Linked DNA regions of Homo sapiens: region 1 is linked to region 2. The links are chromatin loops, found by intact Hi-C in ENCODE. Cell type or tissue: K562. All regions are shown on one strand. Region 1 overlaps PAPPA2 (pappalysin 2). Region 2 overlaps PAPPA2 (pappalysin 2).

Evidence for each region. Hi-C counts contacts between places; a loop is a spot of excess contacts. Peaks named below come from ENCODE experiments on the same cell type or tissue, not always from the same donor. Only the 100,000 strongest peaks of a DNase experiment are listed, where the experiment ranks them.
Region 1: a loop joins it to region 2, with 9 times the contacts of the local background. A loop is called at or near these places in 4 of 110 quality-filtered maps.

The regions. Positions count from the first base shown.
Region 1 is chr1:176,742,251-176,750,250 of GRCh38, forward strand. The region is part of intron 14 of PAPPA2 (pappalysin 2); the gene reads left to right. Among named protein-coding and RNA genes, the nearest start is that of PAPPA2, 280 kb to the left of the region's middle. RefSeq lists a silencer at 5,429-5,629. In K562, CTCF peaks have their summits at 2,950 (motif pointing right) and 3,927 (motif pointing left); no DNase peak of the experiment used is centred here.
Region 2 is chr1:176,556,370-176,564,369 of GRCh38, forward strand. PAPPA2 (pappalysin 2) reads left to right here. Exons shown (of 23, transcript NM_020318.3): 2 at 1-872. Among named protein-coding and RNA genes, the nearest start is that of PAPPA2, 97 kb to the left of the region's middle. RefSeq lists an enhancer at 479-1,678 and a silencer at 3,681-3,730. In K562, a CTCF peak has its summit at 3,635 (motif pointing right); a DNase peak (open chromatin) is centred at 3,622; H3K27me3 peaks cover 1,317 bases.

The DNA.
Region 1 (8,000 bases), 190 kb after region 2:
GGATGACAGTTGCCGACTTTATCTCTAAATGCTCCATGAACAGAACTGAACAAGAAAAAAAAAAAGTAGAAGTTACAGCCTTTCTAGACATGAGGAACAAGAATTCCCCTTACAATCATAGCTGTGAAGTCTCAACAAAGAAGTTGATTAATTGTAATTACTGCCGCTAGTTCTTCACTTCTTCTCATGTGGCACTGTGGGAAAAACAAGTTTCATATGCATGCATGCAAACCAGGAGAAATAGGATATGATTCTCCAGTTTACACTGTGTATCTGGAATGCATAAGCATTTCCAAACCACATGTGACTGACAGGAGCCATGCAAATTGACTTTTCCTTGTCAGCCAGCAAATCAGTACAATGTAGTAAATTTTGATATACCGGGAGCCTGGTAAATCCCATATACTTTAATTGTGAATATAACTGAAACCTAAATCCCTATGTATTCTCAAAGAGTCAAAGTGTTTTTGCAGCCTGTGTCTGTCACAGTTGTATATGTAGAGGCACCACGATATAAAACCCTCAAATTCTGGGCATAGTGAGAGGGATTCCTGGCTACCTCCTTCTTACCCCTTATGACCTGAATTCCACTGATACTTACATGGGCAGGGGAGAGCTGACAGATGCCTGCCAGTAGAATATGTGTTATCCATTTTGTATTTAAACATTAATGACCAGTGGCCCATCCCTCCTGCAACACTACACTTTAAAACCAACCTGATTGGCCCACAGAATCTCAGATGAAAGCCAGTAAACCTAAGTCAGCCTCTCCAGTGATGTTCATGATCTTTGTCTTGGACAAAGTAATTTCTCCTTGCTTCCCACTTAGCTACTAACAACACAGAATACGAAAACTCTTATCAAAATGAAAAAGCAAGCCTGGCAGCCAGAATCTGTGAGGATTTCCTCCTGATTACAAATGTACTGGGGTTAAATTGAGAAACATAATTGGAAATCAAAGCATGCACGGTTTTTATTTTCTGGAAAAAAAATGCATTTAAAGAATAGAGCCATACTAAAAGAGGAGAGGGAAACAGGTTATTCTTTCTTCATTCCCTGGTTCCTTTAACTTGGTTCTGTCTCAGTCTTGTTTCTCACTCTGTTATGATGACTACCCAGTTTATGACCCTTTGAGCTTATTCTACTGATCATGAACCCTTTAGTCTTGAAAACCAAGTTTAGTTTTCCTGATTTTGGCCACCAGTGCTCAAGAAGAGCTTAATTCATTCTTACCCTCCAGTTGTTTCCAGCTCTGGCCACTTTAGGGATAGGTTCTGCACAACTTGCCACAGTATCAGGATCAGGCAAACCTCCAACCATCCCAGGATTGTGTTGATGGCTTTGGGAAGTGGAAACTATCTATTTTATTAATGTAATGGGATTTGCAGTGTGTCTAAAATATAACCCAGACACCAATATGTTAACATACCTAAGTGAGTGAATTAGTTTACAGACAAACAGGACTCTTTCTACTTTGGGAATTTACAAGGTCAAGATAGAAAAGTTTAACAGCAGGCAAGAATTGCTGATGGGCATGTGGTTTCTCCTATCGAATTTTGTTCTTCCAATCACATGGATAAAATGAAAAAATTGATTGTAACTTCTGTGACTTACCTGATAATATATCCATAAGATCTATGAGTGCTGAATCTTCAAAAGATACAGAACATTATCTCCTTTTCCAGGACATGGATTGATGACCATAATTGAAACTTTTGACTACTCTACTCATCTCTTTACAGCATTTACACTTTTTCTTCAATCTGCATAGATTTCCCAGTCTACCTGGTTGAGAATGTGGTGTCAACCTTTTATGCAATTGTGCTTCTTTCATTTTTCCCTTGTATTCCAAACAGTTTTTGATTTATATAATTTGATATTAGATAGTTAAGTATATAATTTTTTGTGAGCCTTTTATCTTTATTAGGATCATACATCTTGCCAATCCTTTTACCCCTTTAAATGCCTGTGGCTTTGTATTCTACTCTTTCTGGAATTAAAATGTCTATCCCTGCCTTCCTTTTGTTTGTATTTGTTTGATAAATATTTGCCTTTCTTTTATTTTTAACCTTTCTCTGTCTTTGCTGCCAGTGAGCCCCAGGCACATAGCTTCACTGCACTGTTTACAAAGCTTTCAGATTTTGCCATGTCCAACTACTCCAAGATTTTATTCCAAAAGTTTATCCCATGATCCTCAAACCTCTAGGATTCTTTAGGACTCAGTAGCATTTTACCTTTAGGACATATATCTCCCAATATATAACGGCTTTTGCCACTGGTTCCACACCCCACCCTACCTCACTAAGACCTCTATACTTCCTAACCTGAAGTCTGAAATGAGTAAAGAAAAGGTAGTACTGATGGGAATAATGACTGGAGAACAGATCTCTGACCCATGAAAAACAGGGCCCAGTTTTCTCGTCTTTACAGGGGCCAGGAAATGAAGAAAGAATGATCTGTTTTTTTCTTTTAGTTTGGCTTCATTACTATTCTCTCTTTTTCAGGAAACAAAAAGTACATGCTTTGGTTTCCAATGATGTTTCTCAATTTAACTCCAATATTTTTTTCAATCAAGAGAAAATCCTTACAGATTTTGGTTGCCAATCTTGGTTTTTGGTATTGATAATAATTTTCATATATTTCTATATTGTTAGTATTTAAATGGGAAGCCAAGAGAAATGACCTTATAGTATTCTTGTGAGATTGACTGAAAATAATACATGTGAGATTTGTAACACCTTCTAATACCAGGTTGGAGTACCACCTGTGGCAATTTTCACAGTATTCCCCATCTTTATTTTTTGCCAATCAGGTGTGCTAGTTATCAGTCAATTTGTTTGTTGCCTCTTGGTTCCAAATCCACCCTCATCACATGTATTGTAATAGTAGAGCTGGATTTTTATCACTATTTATCCTTTGCCAACGGGTATCATGTTACACATCATCAGTAGAGGGTGCTAGATAGACAATGCAGGAGGAGGGGTTTTCTCTGCTGTTTCTGGTGTAATTTCTTCTCTTCTGTTGCTGTGACATGCTTGGCCAGTGGTGTGCAGCACACCTATAGTCAAATACAGCAGACATTTTTTCAGTTGGCTCTTCATCACAATAAACCAAACATGGCAGCTTGAGAAATAGTGATGCTGCTGGATGCCGTGGATTACTAGCATCCCATATCCCAATGATTGTACTCAAGACCAAAGGCACAATCAAACTTGTCCCCAAATCCCATCCTTGTGAATCTGTCTTGTACTATTAACCCCAGTACCATCCCATCTTAGTTGGGATCCAATAAGGACACAGTAATTAAAATAGAGAAGTTTCATAAAAGTAATTATTAACCAGTAATGGAATTAACTACTAAAGGGCAGGGAGAACTCTAACAAATAAAAGAATGATTGATAAAGGGAGCAACCATTACTTTTATGAGTGATAGAAGAGTATCCAAGAAAGGAACAAATGTGGAAGAGGCTCCCAACCCAAAGCTGAGGTTCAGATCTCACTGGAGGAGGTGCAGCTGTGGAACATTGTGTGGCAGAGAAGTTTGTGGAGGTTCTACAGAATGGAATGGGGCTGGTAGTCAGAAAATGCTCACTGGGGTGCAGGTAAAAGCTCATGAAGAAGCTGCCTCTGGAACACAATTGGGACTTCTGGAAAGCTGTCACTGTGGTGCTGCTGGAACTTTCTGGGAGTCTCCCCACTGGGCACTAATGAAACTTGATGGGAGACATCCACAGGGGTGCCACTGAGACTTGTTGAGAAGCCAGCTAAGATGCTGATAAGACTTGCTGGGACATGTGGAGTGTCCCTGAAACTCACTAGGTGGTGAGCACCACTGGTTGTCCCACACATGGCTGGAGAAGCAAGGACGGGAAAGCACATAGGAATGAAGGCAAGCCTCTTCATCCTGCAATGTCTCTCCAGTGCCATCTACTGAAGAAAAAAGTGACATGCTAGCTGGTAAAGAGAAATGTTTTCATGGTCCAGCTCTAGTATCATAAAGCAGGGCAATGAAGGGTGGATTTGGAACTGAGAGGCAATAAGTTGATAACCAGCAGAGAAAGTCTTGTCAAATAACCAAGAGGAAACCTCTGTTCTCTGTGTCTTTCGTGTTCCACACAGGAGTTCCTTCCTGGCTTCAATACTGTTTTTCTTTTTCTTTTTTTCTTTTTTTTAGAGACAGGAGTGTCGCTCTGTTGCCCAGGCTGGAGTGCAGTGGCTCGATCTTGGCTCACTGAAAGCTCTGCCTCCCGGGTTCACACCATTCTCCTGCCTCAGCCTCCCAAGTAGCAGGGACTACAGGCGAATACTATTTTAAAATATAATTTCTGAATAGATTTGAGCTAATTAGAAATTCATATTTTTTTAATGTTTTGAACTTAAGCAAAGACCAACATAAAGTATAAATACCTTATTAGTTTATTCAGTATAAATACACATTCTGATTGAGATGGAAAACAAGTAATAGATACTCACAAATGTAAAATCATAGTGGGTTCTAAGGTTTGCCTTGAACTATAACTTATCAAAGCCAGGTGTTCTAATATAAAATTGAATAAGATATTAATCTTTTAAAATAAATATCCATATGGAAACTGGGGTTCTTCTCTCGCTTGTTCTCACTCTCATTATATGTGTAGTGTGTGTGTTTGCATGTGTGTATTCATGTGCGTTTGTGTATAGAAAGAGATAGACTGTTGTTCAAAAACCATTTAAGTGACTCAATGGAACAGGCATAATTTTTCAGCTGAGGAAACTGAGACTCAAGGGCACAAATTTACTTTATTTGGGATTAGCAAAAGTAAGACTGGAATCCAAGTAACTTGTTTCTGGGAAGGAAAGCTTCTATTATATAAATGGTGAACTATTTCAGAAATCGATTCATGTCTACTACTCTTCAAGAAATCCTGCCACCCTCTCTCAAATCATATTTTGATTCAGGTAACAAAAGTTTAACTAGCCCTGGAATAATCAAATAACAGCTGTATTTTACATCTACTTATGTGAACGGGCATATTTGTTTTGAGGAAATGATGACTTGTAAATTCAGGCTCCAAGTAATACAGGCAAGCTGGGGAAACCTGATGAAGTAGGTTACCAAGGGGAAAATTGTAAAGATACTTTGGACTTTTGGGAAAGTGTAGGAAATATGCAATTCAGATTAGGGCAATTTTATGGGCACAACCCAGAGGATTTGAAGACAATAGAAAAAGAGAAGTTTTGACCCAGCTCCTATGGGGTCCTAGCCCAGACCAAAAAAATAAAAAAATAAAAATCTTGTTTCTTAGAGAAGAAAAAAAATCTGAGGAAACATATTCTACTCTCTCTGAGATTAAAGTGCATCTAACCCAGGAAAAGAAACATAATTTTGAAAGCCTGGCTTATGTGTGTATTAGTTTTCTAATGTTGTATAATAATATTACTATAAATATAGCATCTTACAACAATGCTTATTTATAATCTTACAGTTTCTGAGGGTCAGGATTCTAGGCAACGCTTAGCTGGGTCATCTGTAAGGCTATAATGAGGTGTCAGTTAGGAATGTGTTCTCGTTTGAAGGCTTGACTGGGGAAGGTCCACTTCCAAGTTCACATGGTTGTTGGTATTTGGTTCCAAAAGACTGTCAGACTGAGGGCTTCAGTTTTTATGCTGGATGTTGCACAGAAACCACCCTTACTTCCTTGCCACATAGTCTGCTCCATTGGGAAGCTCACCTATGGTAGCTTGTTTCTTCAAAGCCAACAAGACAAAGAGTCTCTCAGCAAGTAAATTTTACAATCTTTTGTAACATAATCACAAGTGTTACAGCTTGTCAACTTTGTATTCAATTGATTAGAAGCATGTCACTTGTCCCACCCACACTCAAGTTGTGGAGATTATGCAAGGGTAGGGATTTCAAAAGGCAGGGATTATTTTCACCACAATAGTTTAGCCTGAGATAGGCGAATGTATGCAGTAACCTTGGAGTTATCCAACTACATGTGTCTCATATCCTGAAAGAGCCACATGCTATAATGGTTTCAACTTACTAGACAGCTTAGGGCAGAAGGGATACACAAATAACTTGCTTGCAGGAAAAAAGCATGAAGGAAAAGTAGTGATTCCAAGAGTAAGGTCTTTTCATAGAAATTCCCCAGCTCTTGGTAGGTGGATTATCCAAGCAGTTCTCTACCAGAGAATGTCCTTGCAACTCTCTTTTATCTAGAAAAAGCACATCTATTTTATGAATGATACCTGTCCAGATTTTTTCCCCTTATTCTTTAGTCTGCTTCAGAGCCATCTTCTTCATGGCTCAACTGGTATTTTTATAATATCATCAAAATGAAATTTAATCAGTAATATTAATGTGTTTCCTAGAAAATAAAATTACAGTCATGTACCACATTACATTTGTCTCAATGAAAGACTGTATATATAATAATGATTTCATAAGATTATAATACAGTATTTTTTGCTGTACCTTTTCTATGTTTAGATTTGTTTAAATACACAAACACATCATTGTGTTATAATTGCCTACAGTATTTGGTACAGTAATAACATGCTGTACAGGTTTGTAGCCTACGAGCAGTAGGCTACACCATATAGCCTATGTGTGTACTAGGCTATATCATATAGGTTTGTGTAAGTACACTCTTTGATATTTGCACAATAAAATCACCTAACAACACATTTCTCAGAATGTATCCCAATGTTAAGTGACACATGACTGTATATAAAAACACAAAAATTAAAAAGTTATGGTTACTGTTTCAATTATCTTTGTTCTGATTATTTTTATAAAGATGGATAATTGAGAGTTAGCAGTTTTGATCCAGTATCTATCATACACATACACCAATGTGGTCATATATCTGTATGAATATATGTGTGTGTGTATGTATGTGTGTGTTTGTGAATATGTTTCACTTTATACAAGACAGTCGAAAAAGGTTAATGTGATATGCATTGAATTATAAAACCAATTTGTAAAATAATTTAAATGTTTAAGTGGTTGTGCCATTTAAAAGAGCATTGTTGTTTTATTTTTAAGGTCTTTATTCTTTTAGAGCAGTTGTAGGTTCACAGAAAAATTGAAAGGAAGGTACAGAGATTTCCCATACACCCAATGATCCCACCCATGCCTAGCCACTCCTGCTATCAACATCCCCCACCAGAGTGGTACATTTGTTACAACTGATGAACCTACGTTGACACATCATAATCACATCAAATCTGTAGTTTACATTAGAATTCACTCTCAGTGTTTGTTGTACATTCTATGTGCTTGGGCAAATGTGTAATGATACATCATTACAGTATCACACACAGCATTGTCACTGCCCTAAAAATCCTCTGTGTTCTGCCTATTCACCACCATACCCTACATCCCTGCTGTCCCAAACTTCTCACAACCATTAATATTTTTACCATCTCCATCATTTTGCCTTTTCCATAATGTCATATTCTGGAAATGTCATATAGTTGGAATTACACAGTGTGTAGGGTTTGCAGATTAGCTTCTTTCACATTGTTATATGCATTTAAGTTTCCTTCATGTCTTCTCATGGCTTGATAGCTCATTTCTTTTTATCATTCAATAATATTCCATTATGTGAATGTACAACCGTTTATTTATCCATATACCTATTGAAGGACATCTTGGTTTCTTCCAAGTTTTGGCAATTATGAATAAAGCTGCTATAAATATCCACATGCAGGCTTTTCTATAGACATAAATTTTTAAATGTCTTTGAATAAATACCAAGGAATGTGATTGCTGGATCATATGGTTAAGAGGATATTTAGTTTTATATGAAGATACATTGTTTTTCAAGAAAAACATAAATATTGTTGTAAAGAACAATGGCATCCTCAGATCTTTTTCCTCTTCTCCTTCTTTCCTTTTTTCTTTTCATCATAAATCTTTATTTTTCTATTTACTTAAATAAAACTAAGCCTGTACTCTTGAACATGTAGATTAAGAGTACCAACCCTGTACAGTAAAAAAAAATGCATATAAT
Region 2 (8,000 bases):
GTGGGCACTCTGTTCTGCCAACTCTGAGCTGGGCTGGACACGCAAGAAATCCTTGGTTGAGAGGGAACACCTGAATCAGGTGCTGTTGGAAGGAGAACGTTGTTGGCTGGGGGCCAAGGTTCGAAGACCCAGAGCTTCTCCACAGCATCACCTCTTTGGAGTCTACCCCAGCAGGGCTGGGAACTACCTAAGGCCCTACCCCGTGGGGGAGCAAGAAATCCATCATACAGGACGCAGCAAACCAGACACTGAAGGAAATGCTGTGAGCCTTGTTCCCCCAGACCTGACTGAAAATCCAGCAGGACTGAGGGGTGCAGTTGAAGAGCCGGCTGCCCCATGGGTAGGGGATAGTCCTATTGGGCAATCTGAGCTGCTGGGAGATGATGACGCTTATCTCGGCAATCAAAGATCCAAGGAGTCTCTAGGTGAGGCCGGGATTCAGAAAGGCTCAGCCATGGCTGCCACTACTACCACCGCCATTTTCACAACCCTGAACGAACCCAAACCAGAGACCCAAAGGAGGGGCTGGGCCAAGTCCAGGCAGCGTCGCCAAGTGTGGAAGAGGCGGGCGGAAGATGGGCAGGGAGACTCCGGTATCTCTTCACATTTCCAACCTTGGCCCAAGCATTCCCTTAAACACAGGGTCAAAAAGAGTCCACCGGAGGAAAGCAACCAAAATGGTGGAGAGGGCTCCTACCGAGAAGCAGAGACCTTTAACTCCCAAGTAGGACTGCCCATCTTATACTTCTCTGGGAGGCGGGAGCGGCTGCTGCTGCGTCCAGAAGTGCTGGCTGAGATTCCCCGGGAGGCGTTCACAGTGGAAGCCTGGGTTAAACCGGAGGGAGGACAGAACAACCCAGCCATCATCGCAGGTAACACCCTTCTCCTGGGCTTTCTGAAATCCTGAGGGTATGGCTGGCTTTATTTCTGACGGGTTAGACATAGGGAGCGAGGATGGGAAGGGGACCCAACAGGAAAGCCAGAAAGGGCTAGCCAGGGAGAGGGGGAAGGGCCTTTATTAATCAGCACGGCAGGATTCCAGACACCATCAAAAAGGAGATAATGACTCTAGCCATATCAGCCTCTGTACCTTGTATTGATCTCATGTCCTTGTATACATTGTGCTTGCACTTAGGAGACTTTAGCTCTCTTACCTGTCTTTAAAGGGATAGAGCTCCTTGGTTCTTTGCCAAAAGAGAAGGGGTGTCACACTCCATTTCCGGTAGACCAATATGAGATACCCAGGCAACCTTGAAGACAGATGAGAATCCAAGGACCTGAGCAATGAGTCATGCCTGGGCTGGTCCAGGTGGTGAGGAAACAAGGCTGCTAGGTACACAGCCGTCAGGTCCTGCCTGGTTTCCTTTTCTCTGAGTGCCCTGGATCTTGGCAGAAAGGTGCCCTTTGGTCCAGGTCCTGGAGGTCCCTCCACTTTGTCACAACAATCATGTGTCCAGCTTAGGAACAGTAGGGTCCACTGGAAAAAGTGAGCACTTACAAGCCAAGATCCTGACTTCTAGGCCTGCTGTTGTTGTAAGAAGGACCTAAAAAATGAAACTTTTTATAACTCCATGATTTTGATCAGGAGCACTGGTCTGGGAACATGACCCACATTTGTTTGCACTACACACAGATCTTGCTTTTCATGGAAAGTCACCCAGAAGGGCAAAGAAAAATGAGGTTAAGAGTAACTGTTCCCTGTTGCCTTACTGGGAAAGTTGGAATGAAGCAAGGGGTCATGGATTAGACATGATATTTCATCATTTAGTACCTTATCCTTTTGAATTCCCCATGACAGAACCTAACACAAAGCAAGGTGCACAGTAGAACCATATAATCTGCTTAATTTGAATTATCCACAGTGCTCTTTCATGTTTTCCAGTCCCATTATATTGATGGGGAAACTGAGGCAATAAAAGGCATGCCAGGCAGGCTGGGAATAGAACTCCAGGACACTTGAATCGCTTGAAGATTTTCCGAATTAAGAAAATATTCTCAGGTTACTGGATGCCTGCAAAGTTTCAGACTAGGGAAAGAAGTCGGCAAGGAGGGAGCCTCTTTCAAGGGGGTGTTGCTGGAACATCCCTTCCGGACACTCTGTCTCCCCCTCTTTGGCTGTGATTTCTCCTTCGGAAGCTGGGATTCCCAGACACTGAGCATTCTCAAGTCTTGTGGTTTTGCTGTATTTTATTTTTGGGTGGGAGAGGGAGTGGGGAAAGGGGAGAAATAAGGGTTGGGCTATAAGTTAGGTGGGGGAAGAGAAAGAGTAGAAGGAAATCCTTATTCTGGGGCCAAATGGAAGAAATAATGAGATGATTATCTGATCAGAGTTGGCAGCTCCACAATTTCTCCCAGATGACATCTTCTTGCTGCTTAATCTTGCTTCCTAGTACCCATCTGCCAGGGAAACTGTGTGCTTGCAGTCTAGACTAAGACCCACGACTCTGCTTACCCCTCCTCTTGCAGTAGCAACATAAAGACCGGGGATCAATTCCCTGGCTGAAAAAAAATGAGAGAAAGATCCAATAGGAGTCTATGTGGGTGGCTCTAAGGGGCTGCTGCTTTGGGTTACTAGAGGCCAAACCTGGGGAAACTTGACCCCTGTCCTGTCCCTCCTGTGTCCTGTCTGATGCTCTGCACAGAGGAAAGCAGTGTCATGATTTGATTCCAGTTACAGCATTTCTTGTGGCACCTCCCCCATCCCCACCCCAGGACGTCTTTCTACCTTGCCCACCTGTCCACCGCCTCCAACCCCTGCCAACACTGCCACAGCACACACTCAGATCCTTCTCTAAAGTGCCCGTCTGAACTCTTTTAACCGTAAGCATGTAAAATTGGGCAGAAAATCTTTTGCAGACTGTCTAGCTTCTGAATTTTCCTTCTCTTCAAATCAAAGTGTCCCTTGTGGTGTACCAGTATTTCCCCTCTTAGGTCTACACCAGAAAGGTTGAGGGCAGGGAATGCCCAGGGCTATCTCATCTCCACTTACCACTCTATATTTTTCTTTAGATTTCTGTACATCAGAAAATATTCAGTAAAGATGTAGGGTAAAGGTCTGGGAAAGATGGAGGTTGGGAACATGGTTTCATTCTTTGGGATTCTAGCAACAGGGCTGCTGAGGGCTTGGGCATCCTTGTGTACTCACTGTGCTTAGCTGCTTACACTTCACCTGTGCTCTCCATGCCTGAGAACCATAATGTTGCCAAAGGCATTTACCCTAATCTACTCATGCCTGTGGACAGACCAGTCCATCTTCCTTCTCTTACCATACAGCACTCGCCCCTGAGCTGGTCATTGTCTATTCCTACGATGGCTGGCCTTCACCTATGCAGAATGACAATAGAATCATGTCCCTGGGAGCCACATACAATTCAGCAATTCTGCTGTTCCACTTGGAATGATCCGAGGTGCTGCAAGACTTGGCCCCTACACTTTTTTCAACAGCTCTCAAAGCGTAGCTTCTACCTACTCAACTTAAACCCAGTTTCCCAATCCTTAATCTACCCAATTTAGGGCATTTTTTATTCAACAGAGACTTCAAGCAATGCAGCCATAGCAATTTACAGAGGAACATTCCCCTCCCCAGCCCCAGATGCGGGGGTCTTAGAGGATACTTTCTACACGGAACACTAGGTGGCAGTGTTGCTTCATTCACAGGAGAGTAGGCAGCCACGTAGTGGGGAATGTCTCTGATTTCTTGGAGGACTGTCCTGCCCTGGCTCTGGGCTGTGTGTATTTAATTGTCCTCTCCCAGAATGTTGTTCGTTGGCATCCCTTGGGGTCAGCTTTATGCAAGTGTTTTTTGCGGGGCTTATGTGAAAGGGCAAAAGTGACATTTTTGGGGTTGTGACTAACTTGCACTTTAGCAACTAGTAAAGAAAAGAAAATCAACTAAAGTTTCCCCTCTCCCTCCCCCACTCCAAACTCCCACATTCTTCCAAAATAGAAAGTTGAATTCCAGAATGAATTGCCAGAATACATTTATTTAGAGTTGAGGACAACACGGAGCTCACAGGCTTTGGGTGCTGAACGTCTCTCTGGCCCTCAGAAGGCGAGACGTGGTACCTGGGTCCCTGCAAGGTAGATCTTCTGAAGTGGCCTATTTCCCATAGCGGAGACAGAACAACCAAGGTGTAGGAGAGGACTGTGTACAACTGCTCCACTGTAGAGTCCTCTGTAAGAGTAGCTAGTCAGGGGCCTGGCAGCTCAGGGCCATGTGGCCACCTAGGAGTAGACTGAGGTCAGGAGCCCATTTGGTTGGGCCATTGGAACTGAGAACTGGACGTAAGCCAAATTCTGTCCCATCCACGTGTGTAACTTTTAAGCTCCAGCACCCAACCTTGAAACCATCCTGTTCCTTTCCCGCCTTCTCAACTTCCTTTCCTCTCTTTTAACCCCAACATACACAAAAGAGAAGATTTTAATAGGTTCCTCCTCACCCATAATTGATTTCAAATGTTCCCTGAAGTTGCCCAGCTGAGTAACCACCTGCAGCTCCAAGTTGCAGGAGACTGAGTCACTAAGTCCATGGCAGAATTGGAGCCTGAGCCCAGGTTTCTTCATCCGACAAATATTTATTGAGTGCCTTCCATGCAAAGCACGGCAAGGCCCTGTGGGGAGCACAAAGATGTCTAAGAAACTGTCCCTGACATGAAGACAAGTTTTCCTCCTCTGAGGATCCGAGCATTAGAGTATATGCTTGTGTAGAACTTGGGAGGCAGGCCAACCTGGCAACAGATTCCATCTCTGACGCTTATCAGGGCTGTGGTCTTCAGCGATCCATTGAGCTTTTCTATGCCTTCATTTCCTCAAATGGAAAAAGGAGAAAAATATATGTATACAAAATATCATTCCATTTAAATAAAAATGAAAAAAGCTCCAAAAAATGAAAAATAAGACAAAGTCTTGCAGAGTCGTTATGATGCTTGAACAAGTCATGTATGTAAAGTGCCCACCATAGGGCTTGGCCACTGTGTTTACTCATGGCCTGGCAGGAGCTAACAGTGGGAGGCAATCATTACTGGGAGCAGCACGTTAACCTGCTTGTCTTTGGTTCTAACCCACTAACCTATCATTTTTCCTTAGGTGGAATATTCACTTTAATTTCTTAGGAATTCAGTTTGCTAGATTGTAAAATGAGAATGATGGTAAACAGACTTTTTTTACAACACAGTCTAATGTGTTGTAAATGCAGTAGAATCAGAGGCCCCAAAGGGCTCATTTATTTTATTTAAAAAAATCCATTCTTTTTAGCCTGAGCAGTACTATTTTGAATAAATTGGACAACAGTGCTAAAGTTTTCTGGAGGCCATAAAACCTTTTGAAAATCTGATGAAAGCTATGTCCACTCCCTAGAAAAATGAACATGTTCACATAGTTCACACAACGTTCAGAGCTGTATTAGTCTGTTCTCAAGCTGCTGATAAAGACATACCTGAGACTGGGTAATTTATAAAGGAAAGAGCTTTAATGGACTCACAGTTCCACATGGCTGGGGAGGCCTCACAACAATGGCTGAAGGTGAATGAGGAGGAAAGTCATGTCTCACATGGTGGCAGGCAAGACAGCGTGCGCAGCGGAACTCCCATTTATAAAACCATGAGATCTCCTGAGACTTATTCACTATCACACGAACAGCACAGAAAAACCCACCCCCATGATTCAATTACCTCCCACCAGGTCCCTCCTGCAACATGTGGGAATTATGGGAGCTACGACTCGAGATGAGATTTGGGTGGGGACAGAGTCAAACCATATCAAGACCCTTCACGATTTCTTGATGGCCAGGGTCTGCTGACATTATGTATAAAACCTATTGTTTAAGGCCTATATTGGTAAGTGTTGTTGTTGTTGTTGTTGTTTTTGACATCTAAGAAATGAGATTTCACAGAATGCTGAAACATCCCCTTCTCCCAATAAGGGAGGTTTGTACTCAAGGTGGAGGGTGTCATCCACATAGAATATGGAGCTTCATAGAAGGCAGATTCACGTAGATGTGAAGAGAATGTAAAAGGCAGGCCACGTGTGGGATCTCTCCCTTTATCCAATAGGACTCAATGACAGGTGAAGAGACAAATCTATACTTTTCCCAGAATCTTCCTGAAGATGAGGTTTGCATGGCCCTCTCCTCAGTTGCTTCTTCCTATATCACAGCAAGGTTTGAAGTCAGAGTGTTTGTCCTCCAAGAATCCTGTGGAACTGTGCAGTTCCCTCCACATTAGAACTCTGCTCCCTGGTTAGGATCCACATGTGCAGCAAAGTCATGGCCACCTGCCCTAAGCATGGACGACCCATGGATGTGAGGGCTTGCTGTTGGTTTCTGGGGATGGATTTACCCACAGTGATGAGTACGAGTTGCACGAGTTGACTTGTGTGAACAGGGCATAGCCCCTGATGGTTGTAAATTAGCATCTTTGTGTAGAAGGTTTTATCATGTGGCTATATGGCCCTCAAGAAGAGAGTAACATGGAGGGGCTGTATGATATCTGGTTTAAGAAGTGAAACAGACTGTGACTATGACCCTTTTTCTCGAAGCCTGTGGCCATGCCCCTCATCCCTATGGGAAAGTAATTTTCTCTATGTCTCTGCTTCCAGGGCCCTTCATGTGTGGTTTCCTAGGGTGCATATTGCTTCCTGCCTTATTTGTTATGTGCATGTCTCATTTCTATCCACTGGTAATTCCTCCAGAGGCAAATGCATGTCTGATTAACTTTTGTGATTCCAAAATATCTAGCACAGTATTAGGGACTCTCAGTTATGTTTGTAGAATAGACAAAATAGAAATTTAGACAGCTGACTGTCCATTAAGGATGAATAAAAGGGTGGAGGGAACTTTCTGAAACTGGAGTCTCTTTGTGGGATCCAGGGCAGTGGCTTTCAGATTCTGTTTTTGCTGCCTACTGAGGTGTCTTAGGAGCTTCTGAGGGGAAATCACTGAGTACAGGGCTCCCTTTCCACCTTCAATAGGAGCATCCCCTCCCTTACCTGTTTCATGTGAAGGAGGGGCTTAATTACTTTAAGGAAGTTTAAACCCCAGAACTCTAGAGCAGGGGTTGGCACATTATGGCCTATGGGTCACATCAGGTCTAAAGCTGAAGCTTGTTTTTGTAAATAAAGTTTTATTGGCACACATCCACACCCATGTTGGTTATGTGTTCTCTGTGGTGGCTTCCCTGCTAACTGGTGGAGGTAAGTAGTTGCAAAAGAGGCCTTCTGACCCACAAAGCCCAAAATATTTACTGTCTGGCCCTTTGTAGAAAGTTTGCTAACTCATACTTTAGAGCATTTCTTCTCAAACTTCAGTGTGAATAGAGATCAGCTGAGACTATTCTTAAGATGTCTGCCATGGCAATACACCTGGCAGCAGGTGCAATGTAAGTACGTCTTGCACAGTGCAGGCAGTTTCATGGACCAAGGACCCCAGGCGCTGTGCTCTGAAACACATCACTGCATTTTCACTGAGGCCACAGATCCCTGGGGTGGCATGGTTAAAGGCAGACCAGTTCCTGAGAGACAGTCATTGACTTTGGCTGGAGGACTCAAAAAGGCCTTGCAGGAAATTCCTTAGACTGCACTGTAGTCAACAACACTTCCATCCCACCTTCCTTCCCTCTTTTTTTTCCTTCAGAGTCAGACTTGCAGCAATGACTGATGTCTCTCCCAGCCTTTTCAGGATCTGTTTATATTTCCTCGGAATTGTCCCCCCCAGTAAAATCCTACATATTTAATCCTGTATTGGCATCTACTTCTTGTACTAACACAACTACCTTACGCAAATGCAGATTTGGGTTCAATAGGTCTGGGGCAGCCTGAGATTCTGCATTTCTAACAGGCTTCAGGTGCTGTTGCTGTTGCTAGTATGTGGACCATAATTCAAGTTGCAAGACTCTAGACTCTTGAGTCCAAGCTCTTGAGCCCAGGGCAGAAGACAGCAGACTTTTTCTGTAAAAGGACAGATAGTAGATAGTTTAGGCTTCTTGGGCCATGCAGTCTCTGTTGCA